Linked DNA regions of Homo sapiens: region 1 is linked to region 2. The links are chromatin loops, found by intact Hi-C in ENCODE. Cell type or tissue: heart right ventricle. All regions are shown on one strand. Links, peaks and the distances in the headings refer to the core of each region. The heading gives the core; the rest is flanking DNA. Region 1 has its middle 60 kb from the start of IL20RA. Region 2 overlaps IFNGR1 (interferon gamma receptor 1).

The links. Hi-C counts contacts between places; a loop is a spot of excess contacts. Peaks named below come from ENCODE experiments on the same cell type or tissue, not always from the same donor. Only the 100,000 strongest peaks of a DNase experiment are listed, where the experiment ranks them.
Region 1: it touches region 2 in a loop (2.2-fold over the local background); 39 of 110 quality-filtered maps call a loop at or near these places.

What each region holds. Positions count from the first base shown.
Region 1 is chr6:137,100,676-137,109,020 of GRCh38, reverse strand. No RefSeq gene overlaps it. Among named protein-coding and RNA genes, the nearest start is that of IL20RA, 60 kb to the right of the region's middle. RefSeq lists an enhancer at 2,841-2,900. In heart right ventricle, for the core only: no CTCF peak of the experiment used is centred there; no DNase peak of the experiment used is centred there; H3K27ac peaks cover 1,295 bases.
Region 2 is chr6:137,197,300-137,205,644 of GRCh38, reverse strand. IFNGR1 (interferon gamma receptor 1) reads left to right here. Exons shown (of 7, transcript NM_000416.3): 4 at 1,141-1,313; 5 at 1,960-2,146; 6 at 4,637-4,764; 7 at 7,006-8,160. The coding sequence ends at 7,614. Among named protein-coding and RNA genes, the nearest start is that of IFNGR1, 18 kb to the left of the region's middle. In heart right ventricle, for the core only: a CTCF peak has its summit at 3,354 (motif pointing right); no DNase peak of the experiment used is centred there; H3K27ac peaks cover 2,799 bases.

The sequences.
Region 1 (8,345 bases), core at 60-8,059, 96 kb after region 2:
ATATATAAATACCTTTTAAAGAGGATCTAATAAAGTCACAAATAACAGAGTCAAATGGAGTACTAAGGGAAAGTAGGATCATTCAGACTAATCCTGTAACTTTGAGATTGACATCGAAAGCTTCAGATGTTTAAGTGGTTATTTCCTTGTTTGTGAAAGGTTTTGTTGGGAAAAGGCCCCCCAAAATCTGGCCATAAACTGGCCCAAAAAATGGCCATAAGCAAAATCTCTGCAGCACTGTGACATGTTCGTGATGGCCATGACACCCACGCTGGAAGGTTGTGGGTTTACCGGAATGAGGGCAAGGAACACCTGACCTACCCAGGGTGGAAAACCACTTAAAGGCGTTCTTAATCCACAAACAATAGCATGAGCGATCTGTGCCTTAAGGACATGCTCCTGCTGCAGATAACTAGCCAAACCCATCGCTTTATTTCAGCCCATCCCTTTGTTTCCCATAAGGAATACTTTTAGTTACTCTATAATCTATAGAAACAATGCTTATCACTGGCTTGCTGTTAATAAATAAGTGGGTAAATCTCTGTTTGAGCTTCTCAGCTCTGGAGGCTGTGAGACCCCTGATTTCCCACTCTACACCTCTATATTTCTGTGTGTGTGTCTTTAATTCCTCTAGCGCTGTTGGGTTAGGGTCTCCCCAACCGAGCTGGTCTTGGCAGGTTTGAGGGTGGCTGGAGACATGTACTAGAAACAATATACTGGACTGTCTGAATCATGAGTTTGATCCAAAGCGGTGCTTCCAATGTATATGTTTCCATGTGTGTCATGCATAAACATACACACACATCATTATGCTAATATATACATGTCTAGGCACTCACATGTACAACTGTGCATATCAATATTATTTTCTAAAGAGAAGAATTGTGTTTTCTTTTTCAAGATGTGAGAAATGTCCATTTTTTGCTTTTGCCCCAAATTTTTACTGTTTATAAAGTTTTACTACAGCTAAGGAATTTTGCAATGCCTGAGTAATAAGACAGATTATTACTAGCCATACTAACTTGGAAACCCCCTAGATGTTTCTCTTAAAACTTTGGTTTGGGGTGGTCAGATGTGGAAAGAAAAGGGGAAGAAATGCAGAAGATGTGAAAAGGAGTCTGATGGGAAAGTATGCCTTTCTGTATTCTACTACTAACTAAATCATGTTTCTCAAACTTTGGATACTTTTTTTTCCAAACATGCTTCTCAAACTTTAGAAACTTGAGAAGCTTTTTTCAAAATATACGTGTACAGCCCACAACACTGGAGATTCTTTCATGGAGTCTGGGGCAAGAATCAGCAAACTTTTTCTGTGTAAAGATTAGAGAGTAAATATTTTAGACTCAAGGCCATATAATATTTGTCAAAACCACTCAGTTCAGCCGTTGTAGGGCAAAAGCAGCCATAGACCATATGTTAACAAATGAGCATGACTGTGTTCCAATAAAATGCCATTTACAGGACAGATTTGGCCTCCAAGCTGTAGTTTGCCCACCTGTGGTGTTCAGTGACACCCAGGAATACTATACTTGGAAAAGTGTTATGCATCTATAAAATTCTCATTAAAATTTATTTTTAAAACTTACCAAAAACTCAACAGGAAAGTTATAAAGGGTTAGAATAGGCAGTTCCAAAACTAGAGAGAGATGAGAGAGAGAGAGAGAGAGACAGAAGGAGGGAAGGAAGGAAGGAAGGAAGGAAGGAAGGAAGGAAGGAAGGAAGGAAGGAAGGAAGGAAAGGAGGGAGGAAGGAGGGAGGGACCGGGTGCAGTGGCTCACGTCTGTAATCCCAGCACTTTGGGAGGCCAAAGCAGGTGGATCATCTGAGGTCGGGAGTTCGAGATCAGCCTGGCCAACATGGTGAAACACCATCTCTACTAAAAAATACAAAAATTAGCTGGGCATGGTGGCAGGCGCCTTAATCCCAGCTACTTGGGAGGCAGAGGCAGGAGAATCATTTGAACCCAGAAGGTGGAGGTTGCAGTGAGCAGAGAAAAAGCCATTGCACTCAAACCTGGGGGACAAGAGAGAGACTTCTCTCAAAAAAAAAAAAAAGGAAGGAATGAAGGAATGAAAAGAAAGAAAGAAAAAGAAAAAGGAAGGAAGGAAGGGAAGGAAGGGAGAAAGAAAATGATTTTATAAAGGAAGGAAAAAATGCTAAACATAATTTTTTAAATGCAAGCTAAAACAAGACACCATCTTTTACCTAATAAATTGGCAAAAACTAAAAAGTCAGATAAGACGCAATTTTGTGAAGCCATGGGGAAGCCAGCACCCTTAGTATGAGGATAGGATAATACAACTTCAGAGGGCAGTTTGGACACAAATTATAAAATTACAGGGCACAAATATTTATGTATAAAGAGGGATTATAATAGCAATATATTGGAAACAATCTAAAAATCCTCCAAGAGGGACATGGTTGAAAAATTACCGTATATCTGTTAAGTCGTATGCTACATAAGCACTATAAAGAATAAGGTAGACCAGTATGCTGACCATAATATTGGTTAACCCCCCAAAACTATTCTCACTTTTTCTTCGGTGGGGCTGCCCCGACTTAAGATGACTTTTTTCAAACTTTTTGCAGCTAAATGTAGCCAATTACCTGAGTTCTCACCAAATGGAAATGAATGAAATTGGTATGTTCATCTTCCAGTTCCTCTTCTGAAAGATGTTTACTTTCAAATCACCTTTCCTTTTTCTATGTCTTTAGCAGCTGTGGAAGCTATGATTTGAAGACAATTGCTTGACTTCACTCAAATGCATCCCTGAATGATTTCCTGGAACAGAACCTGCACTGTACTGCACTGTAATATGTGAGAGAAATAAATATCTATCCTATTTAAACCAGGGCATTTTGGCTTCTCTTTGCAGCAGCTGGGCACTTGCCCTAAATAATACAGAAATGTGCATAGTGCTGCCATAACTGAAACCTAAGATGTGGCATTGGTACAATGAGAGAATCACAGGTGATGGGGACGTGGGTATTTCAGGCTAAAATGTTGACCACCCTTGTTCTATTGTCAAAAAACATTTGGCAAAGCTATTACCTACAATAACTGGAGAAGCAGATCGCTTCTCCTATTGCTTCAAATGAAGCTATTGGAAAGAATCCAAATGTCAATCTGTGTTGGCTTCTCTTTGCTGTCTATAAACAGGTTTTTAAAAAAGTGATCAACTAAGACAAGAATTGACAAGTTTGCAAGCAGAGCTGGAAGAAAGTAGAGAGCATCCAAAAAGAAGAGACTTGTTAAGGGTTGAAAAGCCAACTGATACGTAAAGAGGCTTATAATAGCACTTAATTGAACCAGAGCTGCAAGTGATAAAACCAGTACTCACGCCCTTTCTCAAAGGCCTGTTAAGACTCCTCAGCCACACAGAGAGGAAGCCTCAGGCAAAGAACAAATCCAGGGTGTTGCCTTTCTACCCAAGCCAATTTTTTTTTTTTCAGATAGCTTCAAGGTACCTACGATTCAAACAGGAAAGAAAAGTGTGTCAAACCTACAAGCCAGGAAATAGGTCAGCCTGAATATCCACGTGCAGAAAAGAACATTGAGAGTGGTCAGTGGCCCAGGTACTGACTGGAAGTAAGCAGACCCAAAGCCAACTGAGTTCTTAATCAGAAGCAGTGTTTTGGTAAAAAACCCTGGTGAATAAGACATTCAATAAGTCACATGAGTATGATGGGCTCAGAAGGCAAACCCAAATCTGGATGTGTCTCCCCCATTGAGGACAAATCACTGCCCCCTCCAAGATGTTCACGGGCTGCTTCCTGCCATTGACTGACGGGACACTCAGGCCTGCAGCAGCCAAGTCAGCCTCAGTGAGAGGAGGCCTATTCTTCTGAGCCATGTGGGACCCCTGACCTTACTGCACAGACATTTGCTCACGAGCACATTGAGAAAATGCCAGAGTGTGAAACTGAGTAGGTCACATGTCCACAGAACAGGTCACCTTGTCCATTGATCCTTGACATCCTGCAGTTTTATTTGTGCTGTAAGGTTGGATCCAGTCTTGCTATGCTCCTCCTGCTTCATGGTTTAATGGTCCAGAGAAGACCCATTCATGATGAGAAGTATGGGCCACATGGTCACAGGGCACCCCAGGGTCAGGCTTTTAGCCTCCCTCAGAGACCACTAATAAGCCAACAGATGTTTTCCAGAATGAGACTAGTTATTTCCTGAAGAGGGTAGGATTTTAGTCCAAAACCCTGGAAGCCATGGCCGTGTGTCTACTGTCAGGGTTTGCCACCAACTTCCTGCTTGGTCTCCTCTCTAGTGTTACCTCTTCCATCTAACTTTCATATTACAGCCAGAGTGATGTTTCTAAAACTGAAATCTGGCCCTGGCTAAAATCTGATCATTAATTTGTACATCTTTAATAAGCATCAATTATGTGCCTGTTCTAGGTCTCGAGAATTCAGCAGGGACAAAGTAGAGGGCCCTTGTTTTATCCTTTGAATCTGTAAAAGAAGCTAACCTCATAATGTGACATGAGGGGCACTAGCCCTGCAATGGCGGCAAAATTTCACCATTAGACTTTCATTCTTTGAACAAAGCTGTTTATCTTATTCTAAAATGCAAATGTGCTTGAGCACAGTAAAGCTTTGTCATTCATGGTCATAAACAATTTTGGGTAAATTTATTTATATGATGAGTTCCAATATGACAACCCAAGCTTATCTAGATGAGTTTTGTGGCATCCTTGATAGGGGCTTTTATAGACAGGAAAAATTACTAAGGGGATACTGTGATTTTCTTAAATTAATACTTTATTTATTAAAATTACAAATTTAAATTCCTCATTATTCCTTGAATTTTTAAGTCCAACTCATAAACCTTATTACTTTGTTTATGAATCTGGCAACTTTTAACCATCACTTTTAAGTGGCCTTTTATACTTTAATTGAATTAGTTTAAATATTTAAAAACTTGATTTTTTTTACCCTTTTTGAATACTTCAATTGTGCAACAAAAAAGTTCAAGAACTGTAAGATATCTAAGCCTTTACCCTACCTGGAAACTAACTAATTGACTTGTCAGTGTTTCTTAGATGCTGGCAGAAGACATGAGACTCTTGGATCAGAGACAAAGGGCTTTAATACTCACAGCAATAGCTTTAACCAGAGTGTCATTCTTTTGCATCAGTCCACTTTTTGTTAGGTCTGGAATAGGACCCAAATACAATGTGATGAATAAATTTAATGTGGTACCCTAAATGGGATCCAGGTACAGAAAAGAAAAAAAAGGACATTAAGTAAAAACTAAATAAAGCATGGACTTTAGTTAACAATAATGTATCAATTAATTTAGTTCATTATTTATGACAAATGTACTATACTAATATAAGATTTTAACAATAGGGGAAACCAGGCGTGGGGTATATATATGAGAACTCTCTGTACTATCTTCATAATTATTTTGAAAATTTGAAAATATTCTTAGTTTTTTTAAGTTGAGCAAGTGAAAAATATTAGATAAAACGACAATACATATTGTACTTGAATTTAGAAACATTGTGAAAATTATAGCCAAATGACTGAAGTTTGGGAACACTGGTTTTGAGAATAACAGGGATGGCTGAACTATGCTGAACCCTTGATCCTTCCCACCAGTGTGACAGGAAGATGTGTGATTACACCACAGTACTATCTACCCACAGCTTACAATTTCAGATGGTTATTCCACAGCACTAAGTAGAAGACTCTTTCATGAACCATCCTGAGAATGGGCAGGCACTAACCACCAAAAGCAGAGCTGAAACTTCTCTGAGAGTGAGACATGTCTTTCTTTAGAGGAACTGGGGCTTCTTGGTGGCTGGGTTCTCAGGGGATTTCTTAGTGGAGAGTTACTATAAACATCTAAGCTCTGGTTTACCACAAAGGTTTGGCCCTTCAGACACCTGGTGTCTTTTAGCAGCACCCTCAGCAAACATGAGTCCTTGTCTACAGATAAGACCTCAGGCTCAGAGAATAGGGATTGGAAGCTGAGGATCACACCACTGATGGCCCATTCTCAGGAGCCCTCTACCATCTCTCTTCTCACCCTGTTCACAATCACCTAGGGATTGTAGCACTTGTCCCCCTCCCCAACTTCAACACCCAAGGTCCCAAAGTGATAGACAGAGTGCCAACATTCCTTATCTGTAAAATAGAGGATAACAGGAGAGAGATGGTCTACATCAGCAAGTCTGGAGTTTTAGCCTATGCAATAATTGTCTGGAAGGCTTGTGAAAACACAGGGAACTGGGCCCCACCTCCAGAGTTCCTTTTTCATAGAGTCAGTAATTTGCATTTCTAACAAATCCCAGGTGACACTGATGCTCTGGTTGGGAGCTGCACTTTGAGAACCACTGGTTTAAATGATCTCAGGGGCATCTTTCAACTTTCATAGTCATTAAATCCATGTGTCTCAGACTCATGTGATCATGAGACTCACCCAGAGTCTTGGTTAAATGCACAGATCAGCAGGCCCCACCCCAAACTTTCTGACTCAGAATTACAAGATGAGCAGCCCAGGTGATTCTTATGATCAGAGGAATTTGGGAATCTTTATAATACCAAAAGCCAGCGCACCATCAGTGAATACGGTCTTTGAGCAGGACATGGTGAGAAATTGAGGGCATTCAAACATGGCACACAGGCCCAGGAGAAATGAGTAAAGCTGAAGGAGGGGGTGAGAAGGGATCAACAGGGTCAAAGTTTTGCCCTGACCCTTGCCCATGGCACGCATAGCACTGCAAAAATCATCTCAACCACTGGACATGAGCCTTTGCTACTCCACTGTCCATTAGATGGGGAGGGAAGGAGGCTCAAGGGGATACAAATGGCCAAGGTGATGCTGGGTCAAAGGGCAACTTCAGAAGGTCATAAATGTAACATTCATTGAGTGTTTTGGCCTTAAATTCATTTATATGATGAGTTCTAATATGACAGCAGCCTAAGCTTGTCTATGAGTTTTATGGCATCCTTGACAGTCGCATTTGTACACAAACAGGTCAACCCACGAGCATGGTGTACTGGGAGGGCTGGAAGGGCTAGAATGGCAGTGCCCATCAAAATACAGCTCAAAGACCCCAGTCATTTTCCCAACAGAAAACAATACCCAATTAAGCTGGAAGCAAGAAAGGGCATAGTGTCTGTAGTTAAGGGGTTGCTTGCCCGTGGACTTCTGAAATCCTGTAATTCTCCCTGTAATACCCTCATTTTGACCATTTTGAAGCCTTTGGGGGAATACCATATGGTACAGGAGCTCAGGGCAATGAATGAGGTCGTGATCCCAGCCCACCCATTAGTGGCAGATCCACGTACTCTTCTGACTCGAGTGCCGGGGAATGCAAAATGGTTTTAAGGTTTTTTGGTCAGATGCCTCCTGGGTTGGACTACATACAAGAAGGTCATCTACATGTTGGAGTATACTCCCACTTTCTAATTGAAAATTCCTCAGATCCCTTTCTAGGGCTCAGGCAAAAAAAAAAAAAAAAAGGAGCTGTCCCAAAAGCCCTGAGGGAGTAATTTCCAAGTGTATTGTTTTGTTTTTCTCTGCCATTCAAAAGGAAAAAGGTATTGAGACTCCAGGCTCAGCGGGCTTAAGTGGTGTGACCAATGTCAGAGGCTATAATAGTTGCAGAATAAGGACTAAAACCTCTTCTAATCCCTAGACCAATGAGTTTCTTCCAGAGAGTGTTATTTGAAGGTAACGTCATCCATTTCGTTAAACTATTTTACCTATGAGTCCCAGAAAATGAAATTCCGTCATTAAGATATTCATTCCTTTGAGCCTTTTAACATCAGTGTCAGATGTCTCTTTTAAGATAAAAATATTTTAAGCCTCTATCAACTAATACATCAATGTGGTTAAACAAAGATGTAGCAGAAAGCTGGGCCTAATGTAGTAGTTAATGAGAGGCATGCCACCACCATAACCCCAACCTGCCTGGCAGGAAGTCGAAAGAGTAAGAGGAGAAAGAATCATGAGTAGGGAGACAGGCCTTCTCAATGGGTGTTTGGGAAGTTCCAGGGCCAGGAGGGCATTATAACTCCTGCTTCTCAATTTTGCCTATGTAGTCCCCAGAAAATACTAGTTGCTTTGAATTAAACAGAAACAGTATTATCTCAACTGAAAGCAATCTGAGGCTTTAGTTTGGCCTAAATTCTTCTCTTACAGACTTCTTTTATTTTTTTTAAGACAGAGTCTCACTCTGTCGCTCAGGCTGGAGTGCAGTGGCACAATCTCAGATTACTGCAGCCTCCATCTCCCGGGTTGAAGTGATTGTCCTGTCTCAGCCTCCTGAGTAACTAGGATTACAGGCGTGAGCCACCACGTTTGGCTAATTTTTCTATCT
Region 2 (8,345 bases), core at 243-8,242:
CCCTTGCCCTTCCCATCTTTTGTCATTCATTTGTAAGTTATATTCACTAAGGACTTTGGCAGCTAACTCTTATTCTGAATGCCTGGGGAACCTGAATACCACCTTAATACATTAAAAAATTGCAGAGTTCCTTATTCTCTTCAGCCACTGTGATTTTCAGGTCTTCAGTCTTCCAGCATCCCACTCCCATAGTGTACCTGATGTTTGCTGTCACCTCAAACTCTTGAATCTTTAATTCCAGTTCCTGTATTCCAACTATGACATCCTGCCTTAGCTCTCAGACCCTGACTCCTGGGTAAAAGACACCTTTAGTCACTTGACTCCTCCCTAGTCTTCTAGCCCTTGGGTCCCTTTCCCTCTAGCCTCACTTCCTTTCTCTGCTCCTGCCTTTTAGATTGTGCCACCTCGGTCTCTTCTACAGGCTCTTCCTCTCCTTACCCTTTAAATACTTTTCTTCCCCAGAGTCCACAATTTTGTCATATGATTACCACACCATCTGCATGTTAGATTTTTTTCCATATAGATTTATCAAGGGCCTACTACGTGCCGGAAAGTATACTGGGCCCTGAGGATACACTGATGGGTTAAAAACAGACCTGCCTGGCACACAGTGGTACACAGTAATATGTGAAGACTAGATAAATGGTTCACAACAAAGTCTCAAACATCAAAGACCTAATAAATATTTATGGAATAAGTTCTGATTTTTCACAGTAAAAAGAGTTTTGATGAGGGAAGAAAACTAATGCCATTTCTGAAACGTTTTTTAGAATCCAGGCTTCTTAATCCACAGAAGCAAAGATAAAGGAAAAATTACTTAATAGAGTCTATATTATGTGAAGTCTTTTTTTAACCAAAGTTTATAACTATTTTTATTTACAACTAGAAATGAAATTAAACTGCTAAATAGGCATTCAGATTAAATAAGAGTACTTCTTGCCTGAGATTTATGAAACATTTGTTTATTAAGGACCCCGAGACTATCTTCTAGATATTTGTGGAGTGGTTTAAATGTGGTCCTGCTTTAGAACAACCAGAACAAAAACAATAGGTTGATTGATAGATTCTGGTAATTTTATGAAATGTACCATTTAGTTCCAAGGCCAGTATTTATTATACTTCCTCCTCCTCCTTCCCCAGGAAAAATTGGACCACCTAAACTGGATATCAGAAAGGAGGAGAAGCAAATCATGATTGACATATTTCACCCTTCAGTTTTTGTAAATGGAGACGAGCAGGAAGTCGATTATGATCCCGAAACTACCTGTTACATTAGGGTGTACAATGTGTATGTGAGAATGAACGGAAGTGAGGTATGTGTTTCACATTTTTCATAATGGAAATTCTTGTGTAGCTAGCAAAAGTTGTTCCTTTCTGTAGTGTAATGAAAATAGGATGCTTATAAATATTCAAGCAAGACTCACAGATCATAGATTTGATAAGAAAAATATGTGAATGCTATTAAAGCAAAAATGATACAGAGTTAGTCACTAACACTGACCATGTGAATACATTTAGTTTTTATTTGCTTCATTTAGCAGAATGGCTCTAATCTAGGATTTTTCCCAGTACACCTCCATTGCTCCACTGGTAAAATGAGGATTTTCTTCCTCATTGGCGGTGACGTAAAGTAATATTAATACTTCTGTTTCCCACCAGCTAAATTTCTGGACAAATGAATAGGACAAATGAACATTTGTTAGTTTAACAACTAACAATAAACATTCCTGCAATTTGAGTTTTTAAATTTACCATTTTTATAAGGAATATAACAGATGCATAGTATCGTGCTGTGTTGAAGTAACAAATTGACTTATTGATAGTAAAGCTATTTTTAGACATGTTCAAGTCAATCATATATATTTCTTCAGTTGTTTGACCAGGACTAATATGGTGATTTTTTTTTTTTTTCAGATTAAAAGAAGCTGTGCATTTTCACTGTTTTCTTTTTTCATCTAGATCCAGTATAAAATACTCACGCAGAAGGAAGATGATTGTGACGAGATTCAGTGCCAGTTAGCGATTCCAGTATCCTCACTGAATTCTCAGTACTGTGTTTCAGCAGAAGGAGTCTTACATGTGTGGGGTGTTACAACTGAAAAGTCAAAAGAAGTTTGTATTACCATTTTCAATAGCAGTATAAAAGGTAAGTTCTTGCCATTTTTTTTCTAAATATAGAGGGAGCAGTAACTAAAATAGGATCATGTGAGGAAAGCAAACTCATTTGCAGTTTCAAAAGATCTGTTTTAACAATATTCATTTGCATTAGTTCCATTCCTTAGAGAAGTTCAAAATTAAAAATAAAGCAGTTTCTCACACATTTAAAGATATAGAACAACTAATTTGGAAAGCCATGTGATGGCCCCTTGACCCAGGAAAGAAAAAATATATAATAAGTACATAAAACTACACAAATGTTTGCATTTCAGGATTATGAATTATAAGTCAGTTTGTTACTTCACCATAGCAAGATGTTGTGAATCCACTAAAATGTTCTTTATGGGGATTGTAATTTAAAGACTGAAGAGCAGGAACGATCACTGGTTACAACTGTATGACGTGGACTGGACAAAGACTCGAGATTAATATCCAAAAAAGTTTATAGATGGGTTTGAATAATAGATAATGGGTCATTTTTATAACATTTTACAATAATTAATTTTATTTCATCTTTTAATGTGGGGGGTGGGGAGGTAGAGATATATATGCTAGAACTTGAACTTTAGAACTGTTACTCTCAGGTGTCAGGAACCTTAAAGAAGTTTGGACTTTTCTTTGCAGTTAGGAAATGTAAGTGTTCATTATAGATAATTTATAAAATATGAAAAACCAGAAGAAAACAAAATAATCTGTAGTTCTACCATGCAAAAATACCCCATTATTCACAGTTTGATATTTTCTTTAGTTTTTCTACATAGACATGATCATATTGTATAGTATATATGATTTTGTGTATTGCTTTAAGCATATATTGTAACTCATGCTTTGATGATTATCTTTGTGTGTGTGTGTGTGTGTGTGTGTGTGTGTGTGTGTGTGTGTATACATATATTTTTTTCCTTAGGATTTTTTTAGAATAGATTTCATAGGTTTAAAATTTTATGATGCAAGTATATTTTCGAGGAATGGAAATATAGGCTGAAGAGCCAGAACAAACACCTAAAATTCAATACTAATAACTTCAAGCCATTATATGAAGGTTTCAAATAGGTGATTTAAAGCAGTGCAATGCATTTTATGCTAATTTTCGTTATGCTATTTGAAAAATAAAACCCTTCTTAATGCTCAAAATTTGAAATAATGCAAATGCCGCAGATTTGTTTTTAGCCTGAATTATACACTGCACTGATAGTATGGCCACACGGTGGCATTGCCGTGGCTCCTGAGCAGCAGCCCTGCCTGCTTGCCTCAATGCCTTGCAGCCAGCACTTGCTCAGCCCGTGGGACTTCTAACAGCACTAATGTTGGTTTTGTAGTTATTTTCCTTTTTACTTTTGTAATGATTTAACTTTTTTCACACCCTGTAATAAGCGTAATAGAAGCATTCATTAGTAACTTCCATAGTTAGAAAATTCTGGGTAACAAAATGCCCTAAAGGATGCCGGACATTGTCACAGTATGTTAGAGTGCTGTTAATTTGGAAGAGAGAACTATGAAAAAAAAAAAATACTGAAGATTGTGCTGCAAAAATAAAAGGCAGCATTACAGCAAAGTACACAATGGTGATTCTAGATGTATGTGCTTGGAAACAAATCTTTCCTATTTTATATTATTTATGTCTGGTTTATAACTAAGGGGACTTTATTCCTGTGCAGCATTGCTGTGTGCATGTACATCTGTGAAGCTTTATAAGTATTTGCAGTCGTGAAATAAATGTAACAGGAAATTCTGAGGAGTGGGGCTAAATCATCTTAAGAGCAATAAACATTGCCAGAATTTCTTTCTTTTTTTTTTTGTTGTTTTGTTTTGTTTTGAAATGGAGTCTCGCTCTGTCACCAGGCTGGAGTCCAGTGGCACAATCTCAGCTCACTGCTACCTCCACTTCCCAGGTCCAAGCGATTCTCCTGCCTCAGCCTCCCACGTAGCTGGGACTACAGGCGCATGCCACCACACCCAGCTAATTTTTGTATTTTTAGTAGAGATGGGGTTTCACCATGTTGGCCAAGATTGTCTCGATCTCTTGACCTCGTGATCCGCCCACCTCGACTTCCCAAAGTGCTGGGATTACAGGCTTGAGCCACTGTGCCCAGCTGCCAGAATTTGTTTCTAAGGAGAGGTATTTTTAAAATTATTCTTTTGCATTTTTAACCGAAAGAAATGCATAACCCTGGAAACACACTGTATGTAGGGCTGTAAGGAAATTATTGTAGAAAAGCTATTTTAACTATGTTGTGTCATAGTAGAATAGTCCCAGAAAGTTCTAGAATTGCAGAGCTGGGAAGAACCATATTGCTATCTAAGACAGATACCTAATTTTTTACTCAGATTTCCTAACTTCTGCTTCCTTCAGTGTTCTTTAAAACTCTGGCCCTATTCACTAATTTGTAAATCTATTCAAGAATGGCACTAAGACTTTTTGATAGATAATAGCAGTATTCCATCTTAATTGTAACTTGTGATTTCTGCCTTTTTTAAGGTTCTCTTTGGATTCCAGTTGTTGCTGCTTTACTACTCTTTCTAGTGCTTAGCCTGGTATTCATCTGTTTTTATATTAAGAAAATTAATCCATTGAAGGAAAAAAGCATAATATTACCCAAGTCCTTGGTAATGTATTTAATTTTTTTATATACACTAAAAAGTTAACTTGAACCTTTTTTGATAGTTTCTTAAATTATGTTTTTAAAGTAGAATGATATTCAACAAGATGTCACCTGCCATCAATCAGTCAGTCTACCACACATGCAAAATCACATACTGTGTCTTTTGCTGTGCAGCAAGTATTTTGTTTTTTTTTTTATTCTCAGGGAAAAACACGGTGAGACAATTCTGTTAAAGATCTTAAAGTCTAGGGGGAAGAAAAGATAAATATACATTGGCTATATAACGTGTGATAGATTCAAAGATTTATACCTGAGCCCATGAGGACTTTGTCCAGCTTTGGGGTGGGGTTAGTCATGGCTTTTCCAGAGGCAATGCCTGAGCAGTCTTGAGGGACATACAGGAGTTTAGGCACTAGGGGACAGAATGTGCTGAGGTCCAGAGCCAAGAAAGCATGACTTTGAAAGCTCTGCAAATACAGAAACACTTCATTATGGTTGGAGTATGAAAGGAAAGTTGGCCAAAAATGAGACTAACGTAGGAGTTTGACGATTTTAATGTCCAACATTTCAAAGCCTTTGATGTAAAGAACATTTAAAGGTAACAGAATAGTATCTATTTGAGTCAAATATGACAGGAATAATATCTGTGATGCTCAAAGGGCACATTAAAATTTGCTATAAACTACCTTTAAAGTGGATAAGAACTCTCAACAGTTAGTAGTCAACTCACAAATGAATTATAATATTTTATTCTTACTAGTAATTAAGCACAAAGTAACCTTGCAGTATGCCATTTTACACGCGCTAGAGAAGAAAAAAGAAACCTGGATATCCAGTAGTACCAGCAGTAGCATAACGGGTAAATGCTGGTGAAAAGTAATCTAGCCCTGGTAAGAATAAAAGCACACAGTGGGTATTCAGTGTAATAGTGACGTAAACATACCATTTCTTTGATATGGTCACTCCACTCTTAAAAAATGTATTATAAGGAAATAATTTCATAAATAAAAAGATGTACAGGATATTTAACATGTTCCATAGCTAGTAAAAATTGGAAACATTTCCCCATCTATTAAATTATTTATCAGTATAAAGAAATAATATGAGCTACTAAAAATTATAATGATGAAGGCAAGTAATGAGAATATTACTTAAGTAGATGTGCCCACTTTGTAAACATAATGTGCGTACATGTGGAAGATAATTGTATTAGGATTCTCTAGAGGGACAGAACTAATGGAATATATATATAAAGATATATATATAATACCAAATAAACTCCCCTTTATATAAATCTATATTTTATATATTATATATTATATATATTTTATATGTTATATAATATATATTATATATTATATATAATATATTATAAATTATATATTTTATATAATATATTATAAATTATATATTTTATATAATATAAGTTATATATTTTATATATTATATTATAAATTATATGTTTATATAATATATTATAAATTATATATTTTATGTAATATAAATTATATTTTATATAATATATTATAAATTATAAATTATATATTATATATTATAAATTATATATTATATAATATATATTAATTATATTTTTCATATATATATATATAAAGGGGAGTTTATTTAGTATTATTTAGTATTAACTCACACGATCAGAGGTCCCACAATAGGCCATCTGCAGGCTGAGGAGCAAGGAGAGCCAGTCCAAGCTCCAAACTTGAAGAATTCAGAGTCCGATGTTCAAGGGCAGGAAGCATTCAGCATGGGAGAAAGATGTAGGCTGGGAGGCTAGGCCAGTCTCTCTTTTCACATTTTTCTGCCTGCTTACATTCTAGCCATGCTGGCAGCTGATTAGATTGTGCCCATTCGGGTTAAGGGCGGGTCTTCCTTTCCCAGCCCACTGACTCAAATGTTAATCTCCTTTGGCAGCACCCTCACAGACACACCCAGGATCAATACTTTGTATCCTTCAGTCCAATCAAGTTGACACTCAGTATTAACCATCACAGTAACGTACAAAAAGCAACATATATTAGTAAGATATCTGATGGCTTTTTAAAAATTCTAAAACTTTGTTTTTAATATTACTATGGGACCTTTCATTAAAAAGAAATGGCAACATCTGATTCACCCATTATCCTAAATGTGCCATTTGGTGGTCCATTACTTCAGACCTTTGTTTTTTTTGAGGGTAGGCACTTAAGCTTAACAATTTTTTATCTTTAATCAATTTTTCTCCCCATAGATCTCTGTGGTAAGAAGTGCTACTTTAGAGACAAAACCTGAATCAAAATATGTATCACTCATCACGTCATACCAGCCATTTTCCTTAGAAAAGGAGGTGGTCTGTGAAGAGCCGTTGTCTCCAGCAACAGTTCCAGGCATGCATACCGAAGACAATCCAGGAAAAGTGGAACATACAGAAGAACTTTCTAGTATAACAGAAGTGGTGACTACTGAAGAAAATATTCCTGACGTGGTCCCGGGCAGCCATCTGACTCCAATAGAGAGAGAGAGTTCTTCACCTTTAAGTAGTAACCAGTCTGAACCTGGCAGCATCGCTTTAAACTCGTATCACTCCAGAAATTGTTCTGAGAGTGATCACTCCAGAAATGGTTTTGATACTGATTCCAGCTGTCTGGAATCACATAGCTCCTTATCTGACTCAGAATTTCCCCCAAATAATAAAGGTGAAATAAAAACAGAAGGACAAGAGCTCATAACCGTAATAAAAGCCCCCACCTCCTTTGGTTATGATAAACCACATGTGCTAGTGGATCTACTTGTGGATGATAGCGGTAAAGAGTCCTTGATTGGTTATAGACCAACAGAAGATTCCAAAGAATTTTCATGAGATCAGCTAAGTTGCACCAACTTTGAAGTCTGATTTTCCTGGACAGTTTTCTGCTTTAATTTCATGAAAAGATTATGATCTCAGAAATTGTATCTTAGTTGGTATCAACCAAATGGAGTGACTTAGTGTACATGAAAGCGTAAAGAGGATGTGTGGCATTTTCACTTTTGGCTTGTAAAGTACAGACTTTTTTTTTTTTTTAAACAAAAAAAGCATTGTAACTTATGAACCTTTACATCCAGATAGGTTACCAGTAACGGAACAGTATCCAGTACTCCTGGTTCCTAGGTGAGCAGGTGATGCCCCAGGGACCTTTGTAGCCACTTCACTTTTTTTCTTTTCTCTGCCTTGGTATAGCATATGTTTTTGTAAGTTTATGCATACAGTAATTTTAAGTAATTTCAGAAGAAATTCTGCAAGCTTTTCAAAATTGGACTTAAAATCTAATTCAAACTAATAGAATTAATGGAATATGTAAATAGAAACGTGTATATTTTTTATGAAACATTACAGTTAGAGATTTTTAAATAAAGAATTTTAAAACTCGTTTTTGTATTCATTTATTCAAGCACTTAGGCAGTCTTTCATAGTTAAGCAGAATATTTTTATATCCACTGCTTGTTTCCATGCATTAATGCTATAGGATTATTTGCTAATTGTTCATATTTAATATTTAAAACAACCCTAAAAATAATATTTTTAAATGGTCCTTATAGGTCTATATTTCAGTG